Linked DNA regions of Homo sapiens: regions 1, 2, 3, 4, 6 and 7 are each linked to region 5. Evidence: chromatin loops called from intact Hi-C (ENCODE). Cell type or tissue: Caco-2. All regions are shown on one strand. Region 1 overlaps LINC00607 (long intergenic non-protein coding RNA 607). Region 2 overlaps LINC00607 (long intergenic non-protein coding RNA 607). Region 3 overlaps LINC00607 (long intergenic non-protein coding RNA 607). Region 4 has its middle 77 kb from the start of LINC00607. Region 5 holds the start of LOC102724849 (a long non-coding RNA gene). Region 6 overlaps LINC00607 (long intergenic non-protein coding RNA 607). Region 7 overlaps LINC00607 (long intergenic non-protein coding RNA 607).

What was found. Hi-C counts contacts between places; a loop is a spot of excess contacts. Peaks named below come from ENCODE experiments on the same cell type or tissue, not always from the same donor. Only the 100,000 strongest peaks of a DNase experiment are listed, where the experiment ranks them.
Region 1: a loop joins it to region 5, with 7 times the contacts of the local background. A loop is called at or near these places in 4 of 110 quality-filtered maps.
Region 2: a loop joins it to region 5, with 6 times the contacts of the local background. A loop is called at or near these places in 5 of 110 quality-filtered maps.
Region 3: it touches region 5 in a loop (4-fold over the local background); 4 of 110 quality-filtered maps call a loop at or near these places.
Region 4: a loop joins it to region 5, with 10 times the contacts of the local background. A loop is called at or near these places in 95 of 110 quality-filtered maps.
Region 6: a loop joins it to region 5, with 12 times the contacts of the local background. A loop is called at or near these places in 31 of 110 quality-filtered maps.
Region 7: it touches region 5 in a loop (5-fold over the local background); 9 of 110 quality-filtered maps call a loop at or near these places.

What each region holds. Positions count from the first base shown.
Region 1 is chr2:215,781,382-215,785,381 of GRCh38, reverse strand. All of the region lies in intron 1 of LINC00607 (long intergenic non-protein coding RNA 607), which reads left to right. Among named protein-coding and RNA genes, the nearest start is that of LINC00607, 60 kb to the left of the region's middle. In Caco-2, no CTCF peak of the experiment used is centred here; no DNase peak of the experiment used is centred here.
Region 2 is chr2:215,682,574-215,686,573 of GRCh38, reverse strand. All of the region lies in intron 5 of LINC00607 (long intergenic non-protein coding RNA 607), which reads left to right. LOC102724861 (a long non-coding RNA gene) reads right to left here. Exons shown (of 8, transcript NR_187737.1): 7 at 3,113-3,232. Among named protein-coding and RNA genes, the nearest start is that of LINC01614, 33 kb to the left of the region's middle. In Caco-2, no CTCF peak of the experiment used is centred here; a DNase peak (open chromatin) is centred at 1,643.
Region 3 is chr2:215,792,955-215,796,954 of GRCh38, reverse strand. The region is part of intron 1 of LINC00607 (long intergenic non-protein coding RNA 607); the gene reads left to right. Among named protein-coding and RNA genes, the nearest start is that of LINC00607, 49 kb to the left of the region's middle. In Caco-2, a CTCF peak has its summit at 1,925; a DNase peak (open chromatin) is centred at 1,904.
Region 4 is chr2:215,918,467-215,922,466 of GRCh38, reverse strand. No RefSeq gene overlaps it. Among named protein-coding and RNA genes, the nearest start is that of LINC00607, 77 kb to the right of the region's middle. RefSeq lists an enhancer at 1-546. In Caco-2, CTCF peaks have their summits at 1,918 and 2,129 (motif pointing right); a DNase peak (open chromatin) is centred at 2,136.
Region 5 is chr2:215,452,983-215,456,982 of GRCh38, reverse strand. LOC102724849 (a long non-coding RNA gene) reads right to left here and starts at 3,276. Exons shown (of 4, transcript NR_110607.1): 1 at 3,258-3,276; 2 at 1-91. In Caco-2, a CTCF peak has its summit at 2,344; no DNase peak of the experiment used is centred here.
Region 6 is chr2:215,826,556-215,830,555 of GRCh38, reverse strand. The region is part of intron 1 of LINC00607 (long intergenic non-protein coding RNA 607); the gene reads left to right. Among named protein-coding and RNA genes, the nearest start is that of LINC00607, 15 kb to the left of the region's middle. In Caco-2, CTCF peaks have their summits at 1,610 and 1,811; DNase peaks (open chromatin) are centred at 25, 1,865 and 3,595.
Region 7 is chr2:215,617,291-215,621,290 of GRCh38, reverse strand. It overlaps LINC00607 (long intergenic non-protein coding RNA 607), which reads left to right. Exons shown (of 10, transcript NR_037195.1): 8 at 1-173. The region is part of intron 1 of LOC102724861 (a long non-coding RNA gene); the gene reads right to left. Among named protein-coding and RNA genes, the nearest start is that of LINC01614, 99 kb to the left of the region's middle. RefSeq lists an enhancer at 911-1,205. In Caco-2, no CTCF peak of the experiment used is centred here; DNase peaks (open chromatin) are centred at 1,080, 1,450, 1,980 and 3,770; H3K4me3 peaks cover 269 bases.

The DNA.
Region 1 (4,000 bases), 330 kb before region 5:
GTTCTAATTATGCAGCATTCTGAAATTCTCTGAGACTTAGCCAGAACTGATGGAAACTCAGTAACGAAAGACTGAAACACTATCTTATTTCTATATTTCTATGCCTCCTTCACGTCCAGATCTGTTAATGACATTCTGAGTCTATACTACTTGTCTCTGGAGGTAGTGTATCAGTTAGAAGGGCTTTCGCCTGCAAGTAACAAATGCATCTAAAAATGGCTAGAGCAAATATTGAGTTAATTTTTCTCACGTCTTCAAAAGTCTGGAGGTAGCAGTTTTCTGATTGGTTCATTAGCTCCATATTGCCAGCACTCGTGTCTCTGGGATTCTCTCGAGTTTTTCCTGATGGTTACAAGATGGCTGCTGCAGCTCCAGGCATCAGGTCCTCTATTTAAAAAAAAAAAAAAAAGTTGGTGAGTATGTTGGTTTTAATATATGGCCTCAAATTCTTTCACATACCTCTTGTCTTTAAGTGGGGTCTATGTCCTTTTCCCTCGACTCTCAGTGGGTTTGTGCCCATTTGAACCCATAGAGTATGGTAGAAGTGACACTGTGTGATTTCTGAGGCTAGATCATAAAACGACATGCAGCCTCTGGCTGGTTCTCTTGGAACACTTGCTCTCTGGACACTCCCCTTGGGATTCTTCCTTTTGGGATCCTCACTCTCAAACTCAGATGAGATATCCACAGGAAGGATAGAAAGCCTGTTAGGAGCGTGCTACAAAATGGAAGACATTTGTGGAATTTAGGAACATGAGTCAGCAACTGTGGATAATAGCTTTATATTAAAGGAGCAGCAGTACTCTGTGCCCATAAAGTGCACACAGCAAGACATCCTTGAGCTTTGTGTTTATTCTCTGACCGTACATGTTTTTTTAATCAGTTTGCAAGGCTCAGCTCCACTCCAGAGGCAGGCATTCTGCTTTCCAGAGAACAGCTGGACTTTCTCAGAGAATATGCAGACAAGTCAGGCACCCTTTTTCTTTGCCCGTAGCAATATAAGAATGCACTGGCAGACTTATTTCTTCTCACTACTAAGGATCTATTTTATAACTCCCTGCCTTCTAGAATGTCTTTCCTTGTTTTTTTTTTTTGTTTTGTTTTTTTTTCCCTGTGTTGCCAATGCCTTTCTTTTCCAATCACCTTTGAAAGACATTTTTTTTCTCCCTTGAGCATATCTCCAGTCTTTTCTCTGGCAGCTACTATTCATTATTTAACTTATTTCTGTATTTTTTTCTTCTTTTTTATTTCAACTTTGTGAAAAATATAGGGGAAAATCTTGCTCTGGTGTCCTCAGCATGTCCTGTTTTGGCTTGCTCTCAGTTTCCTAGAGACTAGCATAGTGGCTTGCACATGGTAGACACTCAAAAAATGCATTCAGTGTGAATGAATGAATGAATAAATGATGGATGGATGGATGGATGATTAAATGTTTATATGGAAAGTATGGACTCAAACTAAAATGCAGCACAGCAATTAAATCAATGACTCCATACAACAGGTCAGGAGTTTAAGTGTGATGTTGCAGCTCTTCTGTTGTGAGATCTTGTGAATTTGCGCATTTCTTTTTTTTTTTTCTTTTGAGACAGAATCTTGCTCTGTCCCCAGGCTGGAGTACAGTGGCGTGATCTCGGCTCACTGCAACCTCTGCCTCCTCGGTTCAAGCGATTCCACTGCCTCAGCCTCCTGAGTAGCTGGGACTACAGGCGTACACCACCACGCCTGGCTAATTTTTTGTATTTTAGTAGAGACAGGGTTTCACCATGTTGGCCAGGATGGTCTTGATCTCCTGATCTCGTGATCCGCCCGCCTCGGCCTCCCAAAGTGCTGGGATTACAGGTGTGAGCTACCGCACCCAGCCGAATTTGCACATTTCTTCATTTACTTCACATTTATTGAGTGTCCATTTTGCTCTAGTTCCTGTGCAGTCTAATGGGGAGACAGGCTTACATAATGCAGCGTAATAAACACTGTGGCAGAGCAGCCAAATAGGTTATGGGAGCACAAAGTTGTATGCAGGCTTTGGGTAGATGGAGTTTTGCTCTCATCTTGCCTAGATCAGTTTAATATCAGGGTCTCCCAGAGGTAGCATGGCCAAGGGTTACATTTTTAATATGAATACTCATTTCTTTCTGTTCTTTTCTCCCAACACCCCTGACCCTGTCTTGCAAATGAAAGCTTTTCCTTTCCCATCCTGGGAGGGGAGGTAGAGCATTGTGCTTCTGAACATTGAGCCCTCCCTATGTCTTAGGTTGTGGAGACGCAGGGTTGCCCATGGTTTGAATCTAGACTAGTGGGATTCTAAACTCTTCCGGGTGAAACATCCTATCAAAGTTCAGTTAAAGAGCATATGGGAAGGGATCCTGGGAAAAGTAGGAAAGGCTCTGGATCAGAGGCACCTGTTGCCTAAAACCTGATTCTAGAGAGTTGTTTAAACAATAGGTCTGATGCCAGCTTGGTGCTCCAGTCCTGGAGGAAGATCTGCTGTGATGGGCACTGTTTGAGCACACAAGAGATATACTAAACCTGAGGCCTCCCCAGCAGACCTCCTGATCTTCGTGTATGTGAGAACTTTGCATGCCTGCACCACAGCTCTCTCTCATTGGCCACCCAGTTAATGGCTGAGAGGTTACGATACCAACACTGGCTCAAGCCCCATCATTTGGGCCCCTCAGAAGAAACTTCCCTGCAATGTACAGAATGTTCTGTAACCTACGATGACCCCTGGAGACTCCTGGGGAGGAGCTTCTATACAGATATTTTGGAGCCAAAGGGAATAATCCAAGTGACCTCTAACTAGGACAGTGGGAAGAGGGCACACCCATTACAATGAAAGCATATTCTGAATTCCCACAGCTTGCATTTGAATCTTGCCTTCACCACTTCCTAGCTGTGTAACCTTAATCCTGGGCAAGTTGTTTAACCTCTGTGAACTTCAATTCCCTCATCTGTAAAGTGAGGTCCTAGTATCTATTACACTTAGTGGTTGGGAGGATTCAATAAGCTTTTACATGGGAAACAGTTGTCACAGTGCCTGGCATATAGTATGTGTTGCTATTGTATTTTTGTTGTTTTTGTTTTTATTATGATGAGCAAGAAAGACTCGAGGGACATTTTAGAAATATCTAAAACTTTCCTGAATCTGAAAAAAAGATTTGGCCTCTACTCATCTGCCCATCCCACCGTTTATTTGGGGAACTTATTCTTCTCTAGGTTCCACTTTAGGATTGATTGGGGATCAAAAAATGGTGGAAAAGGGAGAATTTCTACAAAAATACAAATTTGAATTTATGTAAAAATGTATATAATAAATAAAATTCTGTTTATTTCATTCTTTTCTTCTGTGAGGAATAGGTATCTCTACCTATTGGGACTATGAATTCTGGAGTATAGTTCTAATGGAAACAAAAGGTCATTGTCTTCCCCTGTTTTTCTATGCCCTATTTGGGCCCAGCTTCTACAACTAACTGTATTATTGTCCCTCCTTGGCCATGCTGTTTATCTCTGTCTCACATCCAGCTCCCAATACTGGCCAGAAGAAATGGCGGACTAGTTTGAGGGCCAGGGATTCAGGCATCATCAGAATAAGATTAAGACCTTCCTCCTACTTAGAGACTTTCAAAGCCATAGTAACAGGAAGGAAATTTTTTTAAATGTTCATTTAGGTTCTTACTCAGAAGTGGTTATTTCTTAATTTTTTGACTCAATTTCTCATATCATTCTTTTCAACCTTCTTGTTGTTATGCAAGATTCAATAGACATTACTGATGGTTTACTGTGGGCCAAATGCTGTGCTTTCAAGTACAATTACCTCTCTTTTTCCTCTTCACTTCCCTAGGCTGTAATTCTCTCATTTTTATTACTTGGGAAAGTGCCCCAGATTGCCAGTTCTTCAATTAACAGAGCAAAAGAAGACGTCATATAGAATGTCTCTGACAGAATGAAGAAATTACTAAGAAGTGATTTTGTATGTTTTATTTTGCCCTAGAAAATTTTCTTG
Region 2 (4,000 bases), 230 kb before region 5:
AAAAACGAAGAAGAAACTGTTTCAGAGATTTCTTTAAGTATTCCTGGATCTTCACCTTAGGCACAGAAGTTACAAAGTGAATTAGGAAGTTTAAATAAACATGATAGCTAACGTTGAGTTCTTGCTATACTGCAGGCATTGTTCTAATACTTGTAGTTCTCATAATATTTCCATGCAGTAGAAACAAGTAGCTCCATTTTACAGATGAGAAAACTAAGAAACAAAAGTTAAGTAACTGGCCAAACAACATGTAGGTATTAAGAATTGTAGCCTTAATTCTTGATTCTTGAAGAAGCACAAAGGGGTGGGTTTGGAGCGTAGAGTTTGTTTGAGTTGCCACCTCTACTTCCGAAATTCATTGACTCATGTGAACAAAATTACCTTTTTATCCATTGTATTTGTGGAAATATTCAAAGTTATATACTTCGGTATTTATGTTGAACACACAATTCTGACTACTGTTAATTCAGTGATACATAATACTTGTGAATAATTTAGGCTTCGGGGAAAAAAATCAATGCAAATATTTTTTTCCAAACCCTGAAATATTCAACATGAAAGATGGAAATGATTATGAATTATGACTTCTTCTCTATTGTTACAATTAATAGTTTTTATATTTATACTGAAGCCACGATGCTTTCTTACTGCTCTCATTAATTTTAAGACTTATGGAGAAAAAAACCCTCAAGTTGGAGGGACAATTTCTTGTTTTCATCATTTCCCTCTAAGAGGCCAACAGGATTATTGCTCAGTGGTTGTGTGGGCAGCTTAGGTCATAGGGCAAGGTCCCTCACAGGGAAAGGCAAGCCCATTATTTTTGGCCCAGTGTCTAAGAATATGGATCTTGAAGAGCTCAACATAAGAAAAACATCATTCAGGGTGTTTTCAGGGAAACAGATCAAGCTGAGGGATATAGGCCTTGTTCTCAGAAAGACTGCTTTGACTGTTTTGATGTTTCCAAGTTGAGTCTATTGTTTTCCTGTGTGATTTTCCTTGGAAAAAAGAAATGATTTCCATGGAGATGGAGAAGTTGGATGAGTGGATGAGCAATTGACAAATAGATGGGATGTGAATGCCACAAAAACAAATCTGGTTGTAATTAATTCCTGAGAATTCTAGAAAGCAGCTACAGCTATCATCAATGTGAAACTCTGGACTAAAAGCTCTGACACCAGATCCTCCTGTTTCCTTTAAAAAAGTCAACTCACATTTCTCTGATTCTCTTTGATTCATTTCTGCTGAAAAAGACCCAGAATTTGATATAAAACAAAGACACTTGTCCCTGAATCAGCACTATGAAACCTGAATAAATACAAAATACAGCTGATTCACTTTCTCTCAGTCACATTAAAAAAAAAAGTAAAATCCAACTGGTGTGCTCTTCCACCCAAATGTGTCATATTCAATCCTTAAACTAAAAGGTGAAAAATGTAATTCACAGTCCACCAGCTTTCTTAATCACAGCCCCACCACTCCACATGGATATAAAAACTGATAAAAGCCAACAACCAGAAACTATCTGCAGATGTTTAACTTCATTGTATTCAGGTTAGTCATTTGCCAACAAAGTCAGATTGTCCACATTGCTATCTGCTTCCAATTCCCTGCCCTGCCCCAGTATCTCTTAAGTTCTCTTAGGAAAAGCAGTAAAGATGTCTCCCTGACACTAGGAGGGTGAACATAATCGCCTGAGAGGCCGACTATCACTAGCTTAACCTCAGGAAGGATTACAATGCACTTCACTCAGTTCATCTCTCTCTCCCTTTTAACTGAATTGTTAACTTGTTCATGTTTCTAGTGTTGGGGCTCAGAAACTGATACTCTAAGATATGGCACTTTGACATGCTGAACTGAAGGAGCCTCAAGGTCTCCCTGACCTTCTCCCCTTCCTATCTCCCAAAGCACAGGATAAATTTGTTCTCTGATGTTTCCTTATCTGCCGAAAAGTCTGGACCCATCAAAGAAGAAGACAATTACCCTAAGTTTTCCCTGAGTTTCCATTAACTCATCTCCTATCGCAGGAAGGAAGACTGAAATCTGTCAACACACCTGGACAGACTTTTGTCACAAACCATTGTCCACTCTGCAGGCCCAACAGACTTTGTCTCTGGCCATTGTATGTTCTTCAAGCCCAGTGAATTCCCCTAAAAATTGTTTTCTGTCCCTATAAAGTCACCTATACATCTCCATTTCCTTTTCCCCTAAGATGTAGGGTATATAAACACCTCTACCCCACGGGGTATGAGGCAATCACTCTGTGATTCTCCCTCGTGGATGCTAGTAATTTGTATGCCATTTCTCCTACTGATCTGCCTTTTGCCAGTTGATTTTCAGTGAACCTTCAGAGAGTGGAAGAGAAGTTTTCCTTTGGCCCCTATGCTAGGCATATTTAAAAAATTGCAGCGAATTCAACTAGTCATTATCCCAGAGCACTAAACTCAGCTAACCTGGAGGGCATGGAGTGGTAAATAAAGAACTTGAAAGAGGAAGAAGAAATCACACTAACATATCTGGTGTTCATTAATTTAAGGAACCATTGAACAGTGTGAACTGCATCATTCTTATCATCACCTCTTTTGTAGGTGTCATAGGCAACTCTGTAGGTAAGTTTCTCTAATCACATAAAAAGGAAATTGAACTATATTTGTGTTTTATGCATTAACCTTTTGTAAGGTTTATATATGAGCCAACCCATTTTTTTTTTAAACAAGAGTTAACTCACCTCACAAATAAACTTTTTTCTTGTGCCTAAGATTTCCTTAAAAGTACATAAGATATTGAATATTGAGTGGTTAGAACAGTAATGCCATTGTGCTGAGAAAGAGAAGAATGGCAGAGGGTGGGGCAGTGCTAAAGGAGAATTTACTGATTTTTTAATATTTAGAGCTTTTAAACTAAAGACACATTGTTTAAAATTTGCAAATCGATTTGAAATGCATTTAAGAAGAAGCCCTTTGAACATAGATGATGGTTTGGTTGTTCAGCTGTGTTCTGGAAATGCTTCTTCCCATTTCTGCCAGTCCAGACAACAGGTTTGCCTGGATTCTGCATATCCCTCTCTGCTCTCCCTGACAGGCCACAGAAGGGTCTAACTCAGAGCTGGCTTTACCTGATCAGTTCTGAGATTGTCAGGGTGTACCTGGCGAAGGCTACAGGATTTCCCACAAAGCTGGAACTTGTCTTCTATCCACACGTGATTTAACTGATTCCCACATGACCTTCTTCCCCTCTAAAAAAAGGAAGACAAAGGAAGCAAAAGGGCGAGGTGTTAGATCACCTCATGGAGCAGTGACTTTTATATGTCTTGATGATTGTTGTTATATCGTCAGTAGCAAGGTCAGTGCCTAGTACACCACAGGGACCTCATAAAAATTTGTAAAATAAAAATCAATGTAATCCTTACAATAATACTGGGAGAAATGAATTAACCCCAACTTACTAAAGAAGTTCCAGTTAGTGGAAAAAATGAGATTTGAACGTAGGCCTAGATCTTTCTACTACATTACATGTCTTATTAGAAACCCCTCCTCATCCCCCACCAAATTCAAGTTATTTCAAGAGATCTATTGAATATAGAGTTGTTCGTTTCTTTTCTTTTCTTTTCTTTTCTTTTTTTTCTTTTCTTTTCTTTTCTTTTCTTTTCTTTTCTTTTCTTTTCTTTTCTTTTTGAGACGGAGTCTTACTCTGTTGCCCAGGCTAGAGTGCAGTGGCACGATCTCCACTCACTGCAACCTCCGTCTCCCGGGTTCCAGTGATTCTCCTGCCTCAGCCTCCCAAGTAGCTGGGATTATAGGCACCTACCACCGCACTCCACTAATTTTTGTATTTTTAGTAGAGGCGGGGTTTCACCATGTTGGCCAGGCTAGTCTCAAACTCCTGACCTCGTGATCCACCTGCCTCGGCCTCCCAATGTGCTGGGATTACAGGCGTTAAGCCACTACACACGGCCAATTGAATATAGTTTTTCTATGCCACAGATTAAGTGATCTCTAGGCAA
Region 3 (4,000 bases), 340 kb before region 5:
AGGGAGCCTCACCTTTTGACCAGTCCCACTCAGAGTGAAACCTTCCTCAAATTGAGCTGGAGTGGGGAGGAAGCTAGTGTGTCATGGCTCAAGTGCCACAACCTCACTATTCTTACCAAGATTTAGTAGATTTTCTTGAATAGATTTATTTTCTGTATACCCTTAGAACAATTTCTGGGAACTTTAATTTTTTAAAAATGATTTTTATCAGTTACGATCATTTCACTGGAAAATGAGTCCTCAGGGGTCCTCATGTTGCTGGGAATGGAATCTATAGCTACTTCTTTGCAATCTAAAAATGCTCTTAAATGTGAAAAACAACATTTTAGATTTTAGCTGTGTTTTGGAAAGTTGACGTAGATATAAAATCCTGACAATGAATGAAGAGGTTGTGGTTAAGGTCCCAGTAGGGAAGACATGGCCCACTCAAAAGGTCAACTATAGAGGATAGTTTAAAAAATGTGTGAGTAACGTTAAAGCAAACCACCAAAGGATGGTGACAGGGAACAGCACAGCAGGAACTGGCATCACTCCCTGCATGGTCTGAAGGAAGGCAGAGAGTGGTTACCAGAAATTAGTACAACCTGTAGTTCTCTGGCAAGAGAGATTCCACCCGATAGGAGAAGTGGCCTAGTGCCAGGATTACAGTCACTGTATAATAGAGCCTGGGAGAGAGGGAGAGGGAGTGGGAGGAGGCTAGAGTGGGAAGAAATTTGCTTTCAGAGGTGTTCACTCCTCTCACTCTGTGATCTCCTGCCAATGACTCTCATTGGCTAAACTTAATAAAAGCCAGAGGACAAGTGAGCTGGAGTGATATGGTCCACAGAGCGCAGCCTCCCAGGGAACAGAAAGGGGCAAAGTGGAGAGTAGATCTACAGTACAAATACAAAACACCCAGCCCAATGGGCTTCCCTGCATGGCATTGACAGCGCTATAAACTTCAATGCTCTGCTCAATAGATACTTGCAGAGAACAGTGGGAAGAAGAGACTGATGGAATGGCATTGATCTGCTTATTGTCTCACATCTCCCAACATGCATCTTCATCAGAGTCCATAGTTCTCAGGTTCTTTAGGAATCGCATCTTCAGTGCATTAAGAAACTCAAAAGCAACTTTCAATGCTGTTTTAAGCCAAGGAAGTGGATGCAAAGATGTTAGCAAGGTTGATAGTGCTCTAGGAAACTGGTAGGGAAGAAGCTTTCTCTTTAAGTTATACGATGAATAGAGGGAATCTGCCTTTGTTTTGTGGATCATATCAGCTGTCAAATATGTGGTCTAACAATTGCATGCATTTAGAAGGCAGAGAAAAAATAAAATTTGCAAATGATCTCATTACACTTAGTGACAGAGGAATAATATTCTGCAATAAATCACCCAATACCTCACCATTGGTGATACTCAAATGCTTGAATAACAGCTCATAAAATAAGCTGGAATAACTAACTCATGCTGATGTATAAGCTGGTGAATAGGTAGGTCACTGCCTTCAGGTTCTCTCTTCCGTAAGTTTGGAGAGCAACCCCTTGGCTGGAGGAAATGATCAGGAATGACAGCATCATCAGGTTGGTGTGATTTTGTGCAGGCATTTGCTAGAGTTCTGCCAGAAATTTCCCTGATGCTCAGTGCTCCCACTTCCCCTCCTTACTATTTGTAGCTTATTTTTTCCTTAACTATTTTTGCTGTTTACTCTCCCTCGGGCTTCTACTCTGTGCCTCTAAAGACTCAACAAGGATGCTGTTAGCTGCTTTCTCCTCCCAATGACCCATAAAATCTTATCCTGGTGTCTGGTGATACTTCCCTGGCAATTATTCATTCACCAACACCACCTTCCACCTTGTGCAGGAAGGCCCCTTCTTGGCAAACGAAACTCCCACTTAGCACTTTACGGCTCAAAGTAGAGCTGCTGCCCCTCACCCTGTGCCTCCAGCCCCATCCAGTGGAATGTTTTCATGCTCACAGCAGTTTTAAGTAAGGCACAGCTTTTCTTGTCCCAGAAGGGTAGAAACGGGGATGGGTTAGAGGGATGTATTAAGCACAATTGCAATAAGGGCTTTGGAGCCTTCAGGTCCCAGGCAGGAGATCATATTTTAATACCCATGGCTAAAACTGAGCTATAAAACTTGGAGAAGATTGTAAATGCTTTGTTTTACAACACACATAACAAATAACAGCCTGACCCTTGTTAAAAAAAAAAATTCTGACAGTTGTTAAAACAGTAAGGAAGATTTTATTCAGGACTATTGCAATAGGTATCAAGACTATTGCAGTAGGGGAGAGACATTGGGTTCAACTCTGAATATAGCAAAGCCGTGGGGCATTTATATCCAATGAACAGAGTGAGGGGGTCCGTGAATGGAAAATTACTAAGAGGAGACAACGAAGATAGGGAAATTCTTCTAAAGAGACTAACAGAATTCTTGCTGAAGGCAGGCCAGGGTGATTAGATATCAAGGATAGGGGATTTTTGCTAGACTGACTTAGCAGAATTCTTGCTAAAACTGGACTAGGCAGGCCAAAGACAAGGCCCAAAGATGAGGCCTATTTGAGAAGAGGGCACAAAGAACCTGGTCTAAAGTTTGTTTACAGAGACAGTCTTTGTTGTTATCCTCTATGGTGTTAACTTGCTAAGCTTAACTTAGGTTTTCCAGCCCTGTCCCTATGTCAATGACTAAGCTTACCCCAAACACAAGTACACACAGTCTTCATTAATAGAAAGTAACCACTAAAAGAGAACAAAACAAATAAACCCACCTCCTACTGATTAAGCAAGCTAACTTGTAGAAACTTCTAGTTTTAACCAGCTCCCTCTCCCTCCTTTTCCTCCTTGCTTTGCTGAAAGTAAGTGCATTATTGCATTGTAAGCTGTGGGATTCTGCTGTGTATACTGTGTGATGTCAAAATATTTGTTCTAGGGTTCAAAGTGATACAAGTAAAATCTTTGGAGATGTGTGCTAGGTGACACAGAAAGCAAACCAGAGATTTCCTTGCAAATACAAACTCAGTGGCCTAGTGTGACTAAGACTTCCCATGCCTGGTTTGGAGTTAAGCCAAACCATGCTTAACACAAAAAGGAGGAACTCCTAAACTCATGTACTGCTCAGTCATTCCCCAAGTAACAGTCTTCACTAATCAGAGGGGTCTTGGTTTCAGCAGGAAGAGATAAGCATGTACGTGTATGGGTGTAAGCTGCTTTTCCCTGAGTTGCCGTTCTGAAGCCATAATGCACATAAAGAAAATAATTTAAATGGCAAAAAGTTTTAAATGGCAAAACTTGTATAGACAAAATAATCTACATTTGAGTATTTGACTTTTTAGCTAAGTAGATGCATTTATAGAAAATGAAAGAAAGGAAAAAGGAAATTATTGGGGCCTAGGGCATGATACCCCAAAATATAGCACCTTGACAATTGAGAAAGCCACAGAAGCAAGAAGGTCACTCTGAGCTTCTCCCATTTTTCTCCCCTAAAACATGGCCATAAATAAATTCTCGGCCAGGCGCGGTGTTTCATGCCTGTAATCCCAGCACTTTGGGAGGCTGAGGCAGGTGGATCATGAGGTCACGAGTTTGAGACCAGACTGGCCAATATGGTGAAACCCTGTCTCTACTAAAAACACACAGATTAGCTGGGCGTGGTGGCACGAGCCTGTAGTCCCAGCTACTTGGGAGGCTGAGGCAGGAGAATTGCTTGAACCCAGGAGGTGGAGGTTTCAGTGAGTCGAGATAGCACCACTGCACTCCACCCTGGGCGACAGAGCAAGACTCCATCTCAAAAAAAAAAAAAAAAAAAAAAAAAAGAAAAGAAAAGAAAACAAAAGAAAAGGAGTTCTCTGAACTCTCTTGCTAAGTTCCCCTCAGTTTATTACCACTGGGTCATACTCCCTTTTTGTCCAGTTGTAGTTCTACATGACTGCCCGTTCTTCATAGAACCTAAGCCAAAAAAAAAAAAAAAAAAAAAAAGACAAGAAAAAGAAAAAAAAAATCACAATTTTCCCCTGGTTT
Region 4 (4,000 bases), 470 kb before region 5:
GACCGGCCATTTACACTTCTTTTGTGGTGGAATGTCATCAGTTAAGGTGAGGCAGGGCATATTCACTTCTTTTGTGATTCTTCAGTTACTTCAGGCCATCTGGGCGTATATACGTGCAAGTCACAGGGGATGCGATGGCTTGGCTTGGGCTCAGAGGCCTGACACCAAGTAAGATTTATTTCATCAAGCTTTTCCTAGGAGTAAATAAGATCATGCTAAGCACCGTCCTGGTGTATAGTAATTTCTCAATAATGGAGGTTTATTATTATTTTTATGTAGCCACCTCTTCATGGGCTATAGCTTATTCAACTCAACATAAATTCATTCCTCTCTGGCCAGTCTGGCCATCTGCCAAGTCTGGTGATTCACTCTCCATCAAAAACACATGGAGGTCAGCAATGTGGCTCATGCTTGCAATCCCAGTGTTTTGGAAAGCTGAGGCGGAAGGATCAATTGAGCCCAGGAGTTCGAGACCAGCCAGAGCACCACAGTGAGACCTCATCTCTACAAAAAATTTAAAAAATAACTGAGTGTGGTGGCATGTGCCTGTGGTTCCAGCTACTCAGGAGGCTGAGATGGCAGGATTGCTTGGGCCTGGGAGGTCGAGGGTGCGGTGAGCCATGACTGCGCTACTGCACTCCAGCCTGAGTGATAGACGGAGACCTGTCTCAAAAAAAAAAAAAAAAAACACCAAAAAACAAAAAACAACACCACCAACAACAAAAAAAACAAAAAAAAACAAGCAACACCACCAACAAAAAACAAAAACAAACAACACCACCAACAAAAAACAAAAAAAAACACCACCACCAACAACAAAAAACAAAAAAAAACAAACAACATCACCAACAACAAAAAACAAAAAAAAACAAACAACACCACCAACAAAAAACAAACAACACCACCAACAACAAAAAACAAAAAACAACACCAACAACAACAAAAAACAAAAAAAAACACCACCAACAACAAAAAACAAAAAAAAACAACACCACCAACAACAAAAAACAAAAAAAAAACACCACCACCAACAACAAAAAACAAAAAAAACCCAACACATGGATAATAAGACATGCTTCATAGGTTACTATAGATGTTAAATTAGATAAGAACTGTAAAGGATTTAGCATAAAATACATCATCAGTCAATGATAGCTATGACTGCCCCTTTGTTAAGAATGTATCTTTTTTTTTTTTTTTTTTTTTTACTGTAAGTTCTGGGATGCATGTGCAGAACGTGCAGGTTTGTTACATAAGTATACATGTGCCATGGTGGTTTGCTGCACCCATCAACCCGTCATCTACATTAGGTATTTCTTCTAATGCTATCCCTCCCCTAGCCCCCACACTCCCCGACAGGCCCCGGTGTGCGATGCCCTCTGCCCTGTGTCCGTGTGTTCTCATTGTTCAACTCCCACTTATGAGTGATAACATGCAGTGTTTGGTTTTCTGTTCTTGTGTTAGTTTGCTGAGAATGATGGTTTCCAGCTTCATCCATGTCTCTGCAAGAAACGTATCTTTGGAATGTCTACTATGAATTGCTGTTCTAGTCATGGGAATGCAGCAGTGAATAGAATGAGGTTTCTACCCTTGAGGAATCCACATTATCACCATCATTGTTATTATTGCCAATCTGGTCTGTGCTTTTAGGAACAAAAGGGAAAGGAGAACTAGGCATGTCTCAGGTGATGCCTAAGTAGGAACATTGGCTGTATTTCTACTTTACCCAGAAAAGCAGACTCAGAGCTTTGGTCTTTTTTCCCCTCATAGGAACAGACAAACAAAAATTCCAAAAGAATTTGAGCTGTTAGGATCACAGCCTGTTGACTCTTCCCTTGGACTTTCCCATAGTCCTTGCCTGGGTCCCTGAAGAGTCCCACTGTTCAGTCAAGGCTGTCTGCTCACAGACTACAGTGAGGAATTCTGCTCCATGTGTACTGTTTTAAGTTGAATTGCCTGCAAACTTAAAAATTATTATTGATGTTCTCAACTGTTTACTAGTGTGGCAGCGACTATGATTTGTGCTTTAATATTGTTTTCAAAGCCCATTTACTTTGTAAGTTCAATTCTAAAGTGCTCAGAGGGATTCCCAAGTGGCAGACGCTAATGGATGGCTGTGCTGGATGGCTCGTCAGAAGATGGCAGTAGAGACACGTGTATGCAGACCCGGATCTCTTAGGCAGGGTTTGTCATACTGCACAGTATTCAAAAAACAAATTTATTGTTGCTCTTGTTTGGTTTTTCATGTAGGCCTCATAGATAATCCACTTAGGTGCTTCTTCTAGAGCCCTGAGAGGTCCGCATCCTTCCAGTAACAGGACATTTTAAGGGATCCATTTGTAAAAGTGAACAAGATTGTTTGCAGATAGGGTCTTCCATCCCTTCACAATTGCTCAGTAAATTGTTGCTGATTGACTTGTGGTAGTAGATTAAAAGTGATTAACAAGAAGCAAAGTGATGGTTCCTGCCTTGCAGGTTTTTAATAGGTTTTAAGCTTATTCATAGGTTTGTGAACAATCCAGAACATTGAATGAAAAAGGACTGGCAAGAAGAGGATGGACATGAAAGTAGATTTTATTAGATTACAGATATTAAGATTCTTGTCCTGGATCATTTTTGTCATCTCTGCAAGGACGATCAGAGCAGAGCCCTGCTGCCCTTGCAGGAAAGAAAAGCCTCTGCAGCTTCTTTCCAGCGTCTTTGAGAAAATTTTTATGTCGCACGATCTGCTGACTGCCACTTGGTGCCCTGTATGGATTTTCTAGAGAGTTTGATGGGCAAGAAGAAAATATGCAGACGCTTCAGAATCCATGACACACGTCTATTTTCCAGCGTTGGCTCTGCCATAACCCAAAGAGAGGTTTCAAAAACAGAATGAAAGCATGCACTACTATAATAAAGTGGAATGTTAGGGGAGAAAAAAGAGGGTAGTGGAGAACATATGGTTCTACTGCATGAAATGCTGAGTGTCTCTTGCACAGGCATTTGCATGCAGGGCCAGATACGTAATGTGCAGGGCCCAGGGCAAAAGGAAAATATGGGGCCTCTCATGCAAAATTATTGAGAATTTCAAGATAGTGAAGCAGAGGATTACATCAAGTACAGGAACTGTTCTGAGTATGGGACCCTGCTCATGTGCATAGGTTTCACCCCTATGAAGCCGGCAGTGTGTTTGTGTGTGTGTGTGTGTGTGAGAGAGAGAGATGGAAACAGAGACATACACAAATATACACATGAGAGAGGGAGGAGCTTTCTTAACGTTCTGTTTTTACTGCTTTACATTTTAAGGCAGAGATTCTCAACCTTTGCACTAACTACATCTTGGAACAGATAAATCTTAGTTGTGGGGGTCATCATGTGCCTCACAGGGTGCTCAGCCTTCTCCTTCTTATTTACCCACTACATGCCAGCAACACCTCCCAGTGCCAGTTTTGACCATCAAAAATATCTTCAGACACTTGCCACATGTTTCTTTGTGGGGCAAAATCACCCTGGTTGAGAATAACTAAGATAAGATTTCCCACATTCCCAAAGAGAGCTTAATGGCCTTTCTTTCTTTCTTTCTTTCTTTCTTTCTTTCTTTCTTTCTTTCTTTCTTTCTTTCTTTCTTTCTTTCTTTCTTTTTCTCTTTCTTTCTTTCTTTCTTTCTTTTTCTTTCTTTCTTTCTTTCTTCTTTCTTTTTTTCCTTACCCAAGCATGAATAAAATATGAAAGACTCGAGCCCAGTGGGTGCAAAATACCGACTATCCATACAAGGCTCATCTGGTTTGGGGTGAAGGCCCATCCCGGTTCTTCATATGCGCACCTTGTTCTGGCTGCCTTGGGTGAATATGCATTTCACAGATTGTCTGTTCTCTGAGCCCTGAAAATGTATCCTTTAATCTTCAACTCAGAAAACCCCTTGACTCTGGAATGAGACACCAAAGGCCTTCCAGTGACAGGCTGGGAGAGAGCTGTTTGGATTGCTAATTTGTTTTCACTCTTTAGTCTGTTTTTCCTT
Region 5 (4,000 bases):
AATAAACTATACAGATTTGGTGTTTGCCAACAGGCAGAATATGTGGTTCCATTCACTGTCCAAATAAGCAGATGTAATCAGTTTCTCATTTCTACAAAATACAAACCTTTTATTGGTAAATTTGTTATAATTTAGAATGAATACATTGCCCCTCTTCATGCTTACAAAAATTCAGTTAACCTTAATCCAACTCAAGCCTCACCTCCTTTATAAATCCTTCCTTGATCACTCTGTCTACAACAATTTTCTTTCACTTCTTTCTTTTCTCTCACTTTTTCTTTCTCATTTTCTTTTTCTACAATAATAATACTAAATGTTACTCATTGAGCAACTATTATGTGCCAGGCACTCTGCTAAATATTTGTTAAGAATGATCCCTTTAAAATCCAACCAACAAGGCAGGTTATTAAAGATGATGCTTGTTTTGCAGAAGCACGGAGAAGCTAAAAAGCTTTGTCCAGTGTCACCTAATTTAGTGATAGAGCATGACTTTGAACCCAGATAGTCTGATTCTCAAGCCCATGCCCTTAGCCACTTTACTACACAACCTCTCACTGCACTTTTGATTATGTTATGTTATGTGGCAAAAGCGATTTTGCAGATGTAATTAAGGTTATTAATTAGTTATTTTTGTGTTAATTAAAAGCAGATTATCTGGTGGGCCTAATCTAATCACATGAACCTTTTAAAAGCAAAGAGCTTTCTCAGACTGGTGACAGAGGAAATGTCAGAGAGATTCAAAGCACAAGGCCACTGCTACCTGAAGATGGAGGGGAACACGTGCAAGGACTGGAGAGCTGCTTCTAGTTTCTGAAAACAACCGCTGGCAACAACCACCAGGAACTGAATTCTGCCAACAATCCATCTGAGTTTGGAGGCAGACTCTTCTCCAGAGCCTTCAGATAGGAGCCCAGCCTTGATTTCAGCCTCATGAGACCCTAAGCAGAAAACCCAGTCAAGCCCACCCAGATTTCTGACCTACTGAACTGTGAGACAATAAATGAGTGTTGTTTTAACGGGCTAGATTTGTGGTCATTTGTTCTACAGCCCCAGAAAACTAACCCAAGGCCAGATGCAGTGGCTCACACCTATAATCCCAGCACTTTGGCAGGCTGAGGAGGGCGGATCACCTGAGGTTAGGAGTTTGAGACCAGCCTGGCCAACATGGTGAACCCTCGTCTCTACCAAAAATACAAAAATTAACCAGACATGGTGGCAGAGGCCTGGCCAACATGGCAAAACCCCATCTCTACTAAAAGTACAGGAATTAGCTGAGCATGGTGGTGTGCGCCTGTAATCCCAGCTACTTGGAAGGCTGAAACAGGAGAATCACTTGAACCCAGGAAGCAGAGGTTGCAGTGAGCCGAGATTGTGCCATTGCACTCCAGCCTGGGTGACAGAGTGAGACTCTGTCTCAAAAAAAGAAAACTAATGCACACTTTTTTAAAATTAGGTGAACCATATGAAATTGCCAATATTGACTGTTGTGACCTACAGAAATAATTACTTCATTTGACTCAATCTAACATTATTTGAGGATGATCAAGCTAATATTATTTGCTGATGGGTTCTTAAAGACTTGACATTTTAGGAAGACGCAAAAAAATAAAGGTTTATAAATTTTACTCATCCCCATGTTCTTTACTCCCCAAAATGCACACACCAAAAAAAGTATATATGTTGACAATTTCTCAGTTCTGTGACAGAGAAAATGTCCTCTACTGCCTAACCTGTTGTTTCTAACTGCTGCTATTACCAATTGTGAAGATATTACAGTTCGTGTCTTTTCTCCAATGTGATCTTAAAATGTTTGAGATCAGAAACCATATTTTTGTTTCCAGCACAATGTTTGTTACATTAATAAATTTTCAGGTTTACCAGTGTTGGCACTTTGAAATGCAGAGTTAGTGATTCAGTTATGCAGAGTAACATTGGAGAACTTGCATTAGCATAACCACTAGAGAGAAAAGACGTTTTTCAGTGCAGACCCTAGATTGAGACTTTAAAACCCTTTATTTTCAAACTAAAAGAAGAGGTAAGGAGCACTGAAAGTCCCCATGTGCAAAAACAGGACTCAGAGATGATGACCGAGGTGAAAATTGAACAGGTCATCCTTCTAAAACAGCCCATGAGGGCATCTTGAGAACAAAGGACAAAGCAATCTTCATTGTTATAAACTCTTAATTATCCAAGAGGCCAGCAATTGTGTTTTTTTTTTAACAGAGCTTAAAATACATATATTTTTATTTACCTTTTACGTATGTGGTCAAAAGACACAAAAGGTTAATTCAGTACAAGGTGCAATGTTTGATCCCATGGAAAGAGTTCTGAGGCAGAGTCGAGACCAAACAGCTCCTCCTAGTTGTCATTGAGGGCATGACACTTAATATCAAATATTAAGGAAATTTGTTTCTGAAGTGTAACTCTGAGATGGAATAAGAAAACTAGCCATATATCCTGATCATTGTTGCCTCAAGGTCTGTGTATCAACTTTGTTCCATTCATACAGATAATAAGTGGCTGTGGTTAATTGATGAATAATTGCCAGGTCACTAGAACCCATCCACTTGGGAACTCCCCAGGACTGTGCTTTCAAATTAATACAGTCCGTTCTTTGGGAAATTTTGTTCAGTGTTTTTCTTCTAAACTTTAGAATCAGCCAAATAATTTTACCAATAAAATTTTAGTAATATACAGTACTATTTACAGAGTAATGCACAGAATCTCTTTTCAGAACTAACAAAGGAATACTAGCAGTAAAAAAGATCCTGCAAGGATCTTTTTTAAAAATCTGCTTAGAAAATAGATATGATTTAACACCTTAATTTGTAAAAATTTATTTCAAATGGTCTCCTTCAATAGCCCATTTTAAATGTTCTTGGTTCTTTTCTATTATTGCAAGCAGAGGCATGCTGTGTACTCTTAGTATTGTCTATTAACTAATACAAAAGAAAAAATTGGTGAAAAGGTTTTCATCATTGCATGATTCTGTTGCTCTTATAGAATACAAGTATTAGAATTGGAAGAGATCTTGGAAGGCATGCAGTACAATACAAGCATGAGTGACTCCCCTTCAAATACTATCCCCAAGTAATTTTATGTTTTTTGTTTAACTATGGCAGCCCATTTCAATCTTAGATAGCTCTTACCGTTAGGAAGTTCATCTTTATAGTGAAATAAAATCCTACCTCCCTGTAATTTTTATCTTTAGTCATGAAAGTCAAACTGTACTTAAGATGTGGTTATTTTGTTCTTACCTTGCTAGTTATAGTTTAATTACCAGTCTTTAAGCACTGTGAAAATTCTAACATTCTCATTCTATCAAACTACATTCTACATTGTACAGCAATTTGTATCTCCATAGAAACAATTCCAACACATAGAATTGTAATTCCCAAATGGCATAATTGTAAACATTTTCTCAGATAACTTCAAAGCCATTTCTGAAATTTCTTCTAAAACATTCACATGAACTCAGATTGTGAAAATGAGTTATACCTCCTTTGAAATCAAGTCGTTTTTTAATTCCTCCAAATATAAATGTTAAAAACTAAAATGTCAAAATAAGCAATGGTAGTATTAACACAGTTAATACTGAAGGTAAATGTTAAACACATGCTACTTTCTTTGCAAAGAGCATCTGCAAATTTAAAACCAAGAGTGGTCTCATTACAGACAAGTCTACTTGAAAAGTTACATTAAATTGTTTTACACGACATATCTTGGCATTTTATACTTTTTTAATTTTCAAAAGTTTATTTATAGAGAACACAGCTATTAGTGACGATGATTCTAGGTTTAGAGGGAACACATTTTCCCATTTCCTGGTGATTTTCCGTAAGCACAGTCTTGGTGCTCCTCTGGGCCAATTTTCCCATTTTGTTTCTCCTCTGGAGAAGTGAAGTGACGCACTGGCTTTGTAAATTTGGGGAAAATATCCAGACCAGCCTGATCAACTCTGCTCTCCTTTTCTCTCCTGGGTAGGGAGGCTGCTCACTGC
Region 6 (4,000 bases), 370 kb before region 5:
TGCCCATGGTACATATGACCTCATTGTCCCAATTGCCCTATGAGTGGCTGGACTGCTTAGTCATGAAGGTGTGGTCCAAGCAGTGATCTGGAGGCAGGGAAATTAAAATGCAACAGTCCAGCTGGGACCCTTCTGCCGTTACACAGTGAAGCTACTGGGAAGCTGTGTCTTTGCGAGGTGGGGGAGTCTGAAGCTTCATTTCATGTCCCTGCTATGGTGTGAGGCCTCTCTCTCTTTCCAAAGCTAATTATTTGGAGCCATTGTGAACTCCCACTTTCAGGCGATTTGAGTTCCAACAGTTTATTTCACTGTCAGTTGTTCTGAACTTAAAAATAATTTTTCTACCAAAAATAATAAAAGGAACGAAGGGTCAGCTCATAGAAATCAACTTAAATTCAAACCTAGATGAACTAATGTACATTTGCAATGAAAAGAAGCAGAGAAATCAAATGTTATAGTTTAGGTATGCAGACTGTGTTTGCAAATCCATTAATTATAACTGAACATAACCAAATTAATAAAAATAATTTCTTTTTTCTACAATATGGCTTTGACGATGGCATTTTTAATTAGAGGAGGAGAGGAGAATGTTGGAGACTTGTGGAGATTATCCAGGGGGAAATTCTCAGCACATTTGAAGCCTTTAGAAGTTAAGGAATAATTTTACTTAAAACTTTAGTTTGACACCCATGTTTTACTAGCATTGATCAGCCACCCCAAGGTTCATTTTTAATCACAAAGAAAGAATACGGAGCCTTGAGAGCGTGAAGGATCACGCCTGTAGTCCCAGCGACTCTAGAGGCTGAGGCTGGAGGATCACTTGAACCCCAGAGTTCACGGTTACTGTGAGCTGTGATTGCACGACTGCACTCCAGCCTGGGCATCCTAGAGACACCTGTCTCTATAAAAACAACAAGAAAGAAAGAATGTGGGGAAAAAGAGGATGGGTATCTTGGGTCAGTTTCCTGGAATTCAGACTCTGAGATAGTGTAGTTGACTGGGGAGCCGCTCTGAATCAACCCCTGTGGAGTAACAGAAGCAGAACTGGAGAAGAGGAGATGCAGGTACCGCAAATGACTTGGCTGATGGCAGGGCAGCCCTGAAGCAGGCACAGTCCTTCAGTTGTCTATCTCCTCATTGATCAGTGAGTGGATAGGGGCCACTTCAGGAAAGGTGTGACTTGGAGCATGCAACTCCCCCGCTGAGAGCAAATCCCACGGACGATGTCTCCTGAGTACCACGGTCGCTGATACGGTTTGGCTGTGTCTCCACCCAAATCTCACCTTGAATTTTAGTTTCTGTAATTCTCATGTGTGGTTGGGGGGACCTGGTGGGAGATAATGGAATCATGGGGGCAGTTTCCTCCCTACTGTTCTCGTGGTAATGAATAACTCTCACGAGATCCTATGGTTTTATAAGGGGAAACCCCTTTCGCTTGGCTCTCTGATTCTACCCTGTCTGCTGCCATGTAAGATGTGCCTTTTACCTTCTGCCATGATCGTGAGGCTTCCCCAGCCACGTGGAACTGCGAGTCCATTAAGCCTCTTTTTCTTTATAAATTACCCACTCTTGGGTATGTCTTTATCAGCAGCATGAAAATGGACTAATACAGCCACTAACACCACAGCCATTGGTGGAATTGGTTTCGGTCCTGAAATCGCAGTATCCACTCTAGCGCCATATTTTTTTTCTCTCAGGTAACTGGGCAAGGATGGGAGAAAAGAGGAAAAACTGTGTTTATGGAGGTGTGTAAAGATAGGGGGAAAAAAGACAAGCTGTGGAGGAATTAACCAAATTGAGCTTTGGAAGACAGAGGGCAGCAGGGAGCAGCTCTTGCAACACCTTTCTGAGGGGAAGAGGAGGTGAGAGGGAAGGCCCGGCTCAGGCTACAGGCTGCTCTTGCCAGAACAGTTGAGCTGCTGGTGAGGATATGCTGCCCTAGGGGAAGGAGGGACAGTAGACTGACCTGATATTCAAGGCAGGGAACAGTTGATGACATTTTATATTCTACCTTAGGGGGTCCTGCACAGAGAAGCAGGTGAGGGCTGCTATGGTAATTCCCAACGTGTTTTATTTATTTTATTTTATTTTTAATATGGCAATACAGATCAGTTTTGTTTTGTTTTGTTTTGTTTTTTTAACATTTTGCATCTTTCTACAAAGTGTTATACGGGCAATTTTTCTTTTCTTTTCTTTCTTTCTTTTTTTTTTTTTTTTTTTTGAGACAGAGTCTTAGTCTGTCGCCCAGGCTGGAATGCAGTGGCTTGATCTTGGTTCACCAGGTTCAAGCGATTCTTCTGCCTCTGCCTCCCAAGTAGCTGGATTACAGGTGTGCACCGCCATGCCTGGCTAATTTTTGAAATTTTTTTAGTAGAGATGGGGTTTCACCACGTTGGCCAGGCTGGTCTCAAACTCCTGACCTCAGGTGATCCGCCTGCCTTGACCTCCCAAAGAGCTGAGATTACAGGTGTGAGCCACTGCGCCTGGCCTAGGCAATTATTTTTGATGCCAAAGTAGAATTAATTGTTTTCATTAATTTTTAAATTAAGGCCAGGTTTGATGGCTCACACTTGTAAATCCCAGCACTTTGGGAGGTTGAGGCCAGAGGATCACTTGAGGCCAAGAGTTCAAGACTAGGCAACATGGTGAAACCCCCTCTCTACAAAAAATAATAAAAAAAATTAGCTGATCATAGTGGCATGCACCTGTAGTCCTAGCAACTCAGGAGGCTGAAGCAGGAGGATCTCTTGAATCCAGAAATATGGGGTTACAGTGAGCTATGATGGTGCCACTGCACTTTAGTTTGAGGAATGGAGCAAGATCCTTTCTCTAATAATAATTAATAGTAATAATAAGTTTTAAAATTAACTGTGCTTTAAGGATTTTTGTGATACCTTCCTAGACATCCTGTTTATTGTTGCAGAACTGATTGGATTCTCTTTCATAGAGCTCTGACCATAGAGGATACAAAGCAAATAAATAGAACAATCCTTGCTTTCAAAGGAGATTTTGATACAATTTTGAAAAAAAAAAAAAGAATGCAAAGTATGCTGCTCTTCCTAATGCCAAGGAGTATTTTACTTTTTAGCAAAAACCTTCTCTTAAATGTGGAGAACACTCAGGGGGAGGTGGAAGAGAGAAAGCAGTGAACAGATTCATCTTCCCTTCTATATCTGAAAGGATAAGCAGGCTGTGCTTTCCAGAGTGAGTTAGCATGCTATTTTATACAAATTCTGGGAAATGTCGGGCGTTTAAGTGTTGCTTTCTTGTTTGTTTAGTTTTCACGGTACTCCGGAATGTGTGTATCTCAGACATTTGAAAGGCATTCTGTAACCTATATTCCAGATATTATCCCTTAGTCATCTTTTGGGCTAGTCTGTCTGTAATTGATGAGTGTGCTTTTGAAATCCAGGGTTATCTTTGTTTAGGAAATAATTAATTGCTTGACATTGATGACCCTATTTTGTAGTTCTTTGTTCTATTTTGTAAATTTAAAAATGCTTCTTTTATCTTTGTATCGTTAACTTTGCCTTTATTACCTGACGAATAGCATATTTGCTGCTTAGGCAATGACCTCTGCAAATCAGTGTTTGGTGGGAAGGGCAAAGAGAACATGTAACTGTAACCTGAGGAGGAGTTTTTCTTTATCTCTTGTTCCGCTCTTATAGACTCCAGCGAACCACTAGAAGGAGCCTGTATCAGCCACTTTCCAATTCTTTGCAGTGATTATGTTTGAAGCAGATATTTATGTTTTCATTCCTGTTGATATCAGTGGGAATACTCTTGATAAACATAAGATGTGGGAAATATTTATTTCTGGGTCCTCTATTCTTCTTTCAGAAACCTTTCTCTCTCTTTTTTTTTTTTTGTCCACTCCTTCAAACTCCAGGCTTGCCACTTCTTAGTGGCATGACTGTCTCCTTTGCCCTTCCCACCTAGACCACGCCATAGCTTGTGGGTCAACCTCCTCACTTGGCTTTCCTGGTACCTCTGCTGTATA
Region 7 (4,000 bases), 160 kb before region 5:
TGAACAGACAACTGAAGGGCTCTCTCTACCTTTCAGCATCTCTGTCTGCCTTTCTGACTACCTAAAAATTACTGCAACCTCTGATTCTGTTTCTAAGGTGGATTTTCCCTACTCATGCTTCCTAGAGATTTGGTGAGGATTTGTTGAGTCATGGGACATTTCAGCTTGCCAAGGTAAGGCTTCATTTTGGCTTTGTATGGCCCTTCTGGGATCACTGATGTCCCTGGGCCAGGTTCATTTGTATCTGAAGGAGGGAGGAGTTAGTTTGGAGGCACAGTCTAAGAGGAGAGAAGTGGAGGGTGAAGAGGAGGGGACAGCAACTGATCTCTTTATGGCATCTTATACAGAGTTGGCACCTTGGCAATTAGGATATCGGGGACCAAAAGCTGATGCACCACTTTAACAAGATACTTTGTAAATGTAGGGCAGGGTGGAGGTCAGAAACACAGGCAGGACTTCCAAAGGCTGTGGGCACTGTCCCTGTGAGGCTCAAGTGACAAGGTGGGAGACAGGATTGGGTGGAGGCCACAGTTCTTCCATGTTGAAGAACTCTCTAGCATCCTGAAGACTGCCTACCTAGAGACCAACCCAGCGATGCTGGTGCTTTCTTGGTAGACTCCTTGGAGAGGCAGTCGTGAGGAGTCTTTGTGGTCAGTGGACAACTGGGGACTGGAACATGGGGAAGTTGGGTGGTTACAACTGTAATTAATAGACCAATCTGTGGCCCACATGAGATCCACCTGAAAGAATTCTTGCCCAGCTCTGTGCCTTCTTCCTAAGATGTGGCACCCAGAATGGCACCAAACATGCCTAGTGAGGTTTGGATCAAGAGTAAGCTGGCTTCTCTGCTATGTTTTCAGTAGCCTTCCTGAAAACACCCAGCATTTGTTTAGCTTCTTTAGCTTTAGCACGTGTTTCCACCAGTGTCCCTTAACGGAGAGGATGACTATGTCACTGAAGAAGTGGAGGGGCTGAAAATGGACTCAGCTCTTGGCCCCTGTAGAGACTGCAAGACTCCGTGCACAACGTGACAGTCGGGGCTTCCTCTGAGCACTGCGCCGTTCAGCCCTATTGCGCAACCTGCCACGCCCTGTTACTGTAAATGGAACACCGGCTGTGAGCTGGTCAAGGCCCTGCCATGACAAGGCCACTTGCATAGGACTCCAAATTAAAAAAAAAAAAAAGGCCTTTCTTATTGACTGAAAAACTGGTTGTGTTTTTCATATTTTTCACTTTCTGGAGCTGAATTATTAATAGGCAAAAATTAGGTGGGGCTTCATTGATATTCTCACCAGCTTTTACAAACCAAGAATCGGAAAGTGTGCCTCGGTGAGTTGCCTTTTGTTAGCAGTGTGGAGATGCAGGCAAAAGTGATCAGCGTGGTTTGTATTTGCAGCCGCCCCTCCCCTCTCTTCAGAGTCTCTCCTTCCCGGCTGCAAGGTGCGTCTTTAATGTGCGACACTGACAAGGCGTTTCAGCCATGCAGCTAATTAATATCATGCCGAGGCTCAATGTGACAGGTCCTTCAGACTCATAAATCAGAAACCACTAACAAATGTCGTTCCTTTTCTGATCTCTTTCTCTTGCTTTTTAATATGTTGATTTACTTTCAGTATGCATAACCAAAAAAGAAACAAACCAATAAAAATACTGATGAAAATGCCGGGTGCCATGGCTTGAATGCGTTTTAGACTTTCCAAGCCAGCAAGACAACAGCCAGGAAAACAGCAAAGAAAAAAAAATCACCCTTGCCTTTCAGGGTATGGACATAGGAGGAAAACAAAACATCAGATAGTGGTCTATCCTTTAGAGACTATGAGTCACTCCCCAGGGGCTGTATCAAAACAGACCTAGTTACCTGGAGAATACAAAAAATGGCCTGGCCAAAGTTCAAACACTAGACTGACCAAACAAAAGGATTCCCAGGGAAGAGGCGCTAATCAAAGCTCTGACAGCACGCAGCCCTGATGAAAAACGACTGTGGAGAATTCCCATTAAGGATATTTGAAACCACAGTTCTTATCTTTCCCTCCTTCCCCTTCTCTCAGCTGGGGACCTGCAGACTATCTTTTCCCTCCAATCTTATCCATGTACCGGAGACAGACTGTGTTCACTTAGGTCAAATGTGGTCAGGGTGGAGGGGTCAGGTTACAGCTCCCAGCTAATGAAAAAACTGTAGCTTCAAAGTTGCCTGGTTTGCCAGTTCTCTCAAGAAGATCCACATCCAGTAAAAATAATTCTTAAATTTACCCTACTGATGGGAGCACCTGGAAAAAAGGATTTTTTTTTTTAAGCCTGAATATCAAGTTTGAAAAAAGCCAATTATTAGCAGCCTGGAAGAATGCTTTACAAGATCTTGAAGAAAGATAGACTTAAAGAAAATAGTGGAATATTTTTTCATTAATTCATAGCCACAATAGTCCTATTCTTAGAGAGCTTTCTTTTCACAGCCATACTGATTTTTCAAACACTAATTTCCTCTTACTAGTTCTGCTCCTTGTGGAATTTATTAAAGAAAAGAAGAGTAGAGTCTTCTATTTATTGTGTGGTTGCCAGATAAAGTATCTAAACATAAAAATTAAAAAATTGCTTAGATTACATAGACACAGGCACTTAAATTTTAAAAGATAATGTTTAAAAAGATAAAGTTATCAGTTATATTCATGGGAATGAACATTAAGCATTCATCAAAAAGATTTTAAGAAATAACTGGGAGTAAGGGGGAATAAGAATATAAAATTAAAAAGTATTTCTCAGAAAAGCATAGCACAGCATGTCTGTAATAGAAGGAAGCAAAATAAAATGTTACACATTTTAAATCAAGAAAGTTATCAAAATGTCTAAATCCCTGCCCTAAATCACTGAAATGATTATGTACATCCATTCTGTCTCCCTCAATGGAGAACACTTGCAAATACATAGGTCCTTTAAAATGCTTTGGTGAGGATGGATATGGTAACATTGTGTCAGAGGCGTGTGAACCAGAGCACTTCCATCTTGAACAGGGGCTGGGTGAAATATGGCTGAAACCTACTGAGCTGCATTCCCAGAAGGTGAAGCCATTGTAAGCCACAGAATGAGCTAGAAGGTCAGCACAAGATACAGGTCATAAAGACCTTGCTGATAAAACAGCTTGCAGTAAAGAAGCTGGCCAAAACCCACCAAAGCCAAGATGGTGAGGACAGTGACCTCTGGTCATCCTCACTGCTATACTCCCACCAGCACCATCACAGTTGACAGATGCCCTGGCATTGTCAGGAAGTTACTCTATATGGTCTAAAAAGGGGAGGCACTAATAATCCACCCCCTGTTTAGCATATCATCACAAAATAACCACAAAAATGGGCAACCAGCAACCCTCAAGGGTTATTCTTTTATTCTTCTACTTTCTTAATAAACTTGCTTTCACTTTACTCTATGGACTTGTCCTGAATTCTTTCTTGCACGAGATCCAAGAACCCTCTCTCGGGGTCTGGATCAGGACCTTCTTCCTGTAACAATTGGGTGGACTAGGTTATGCTGCAATAACAAGCAACCCCAAAGTCATGGTGACTTAAACCACAAAGATTATTTTTTGCTCCTGTTATATGTCAATCAAGATTCAGCAGGGCTGTTTTGTTCATCACACTCGAAGAATACAGGCTGATGCCAATGCTGGCTCAAGAGAGACCTGGGGAGTCTCTTCCCAGACCTGGGAAGATCATGATCTTCTCAGAAGTGGGAAGGGACACAGACCTGTTCCATTCACACTTCATGAACCAAGTCATGGCCAATCCTAAACATCAGAGTGTGGAAAGTGCAGTCCAACATGAGGAATATCTTATGGAGTGGGCAATATTGATGTCTGTCTGGAATGTTTGCATTGGTTCTTTTTCATCTGTGTTTTGACTTTCTTCTAACAGGTGTTGGCCTGTTTACAGATGCCAATAAAATGCTTCTTTGAATGTAACTTCTTCCTTTTGGAATTCCAGGCATCTTGCTATCTGTAGAAATCTCTTGG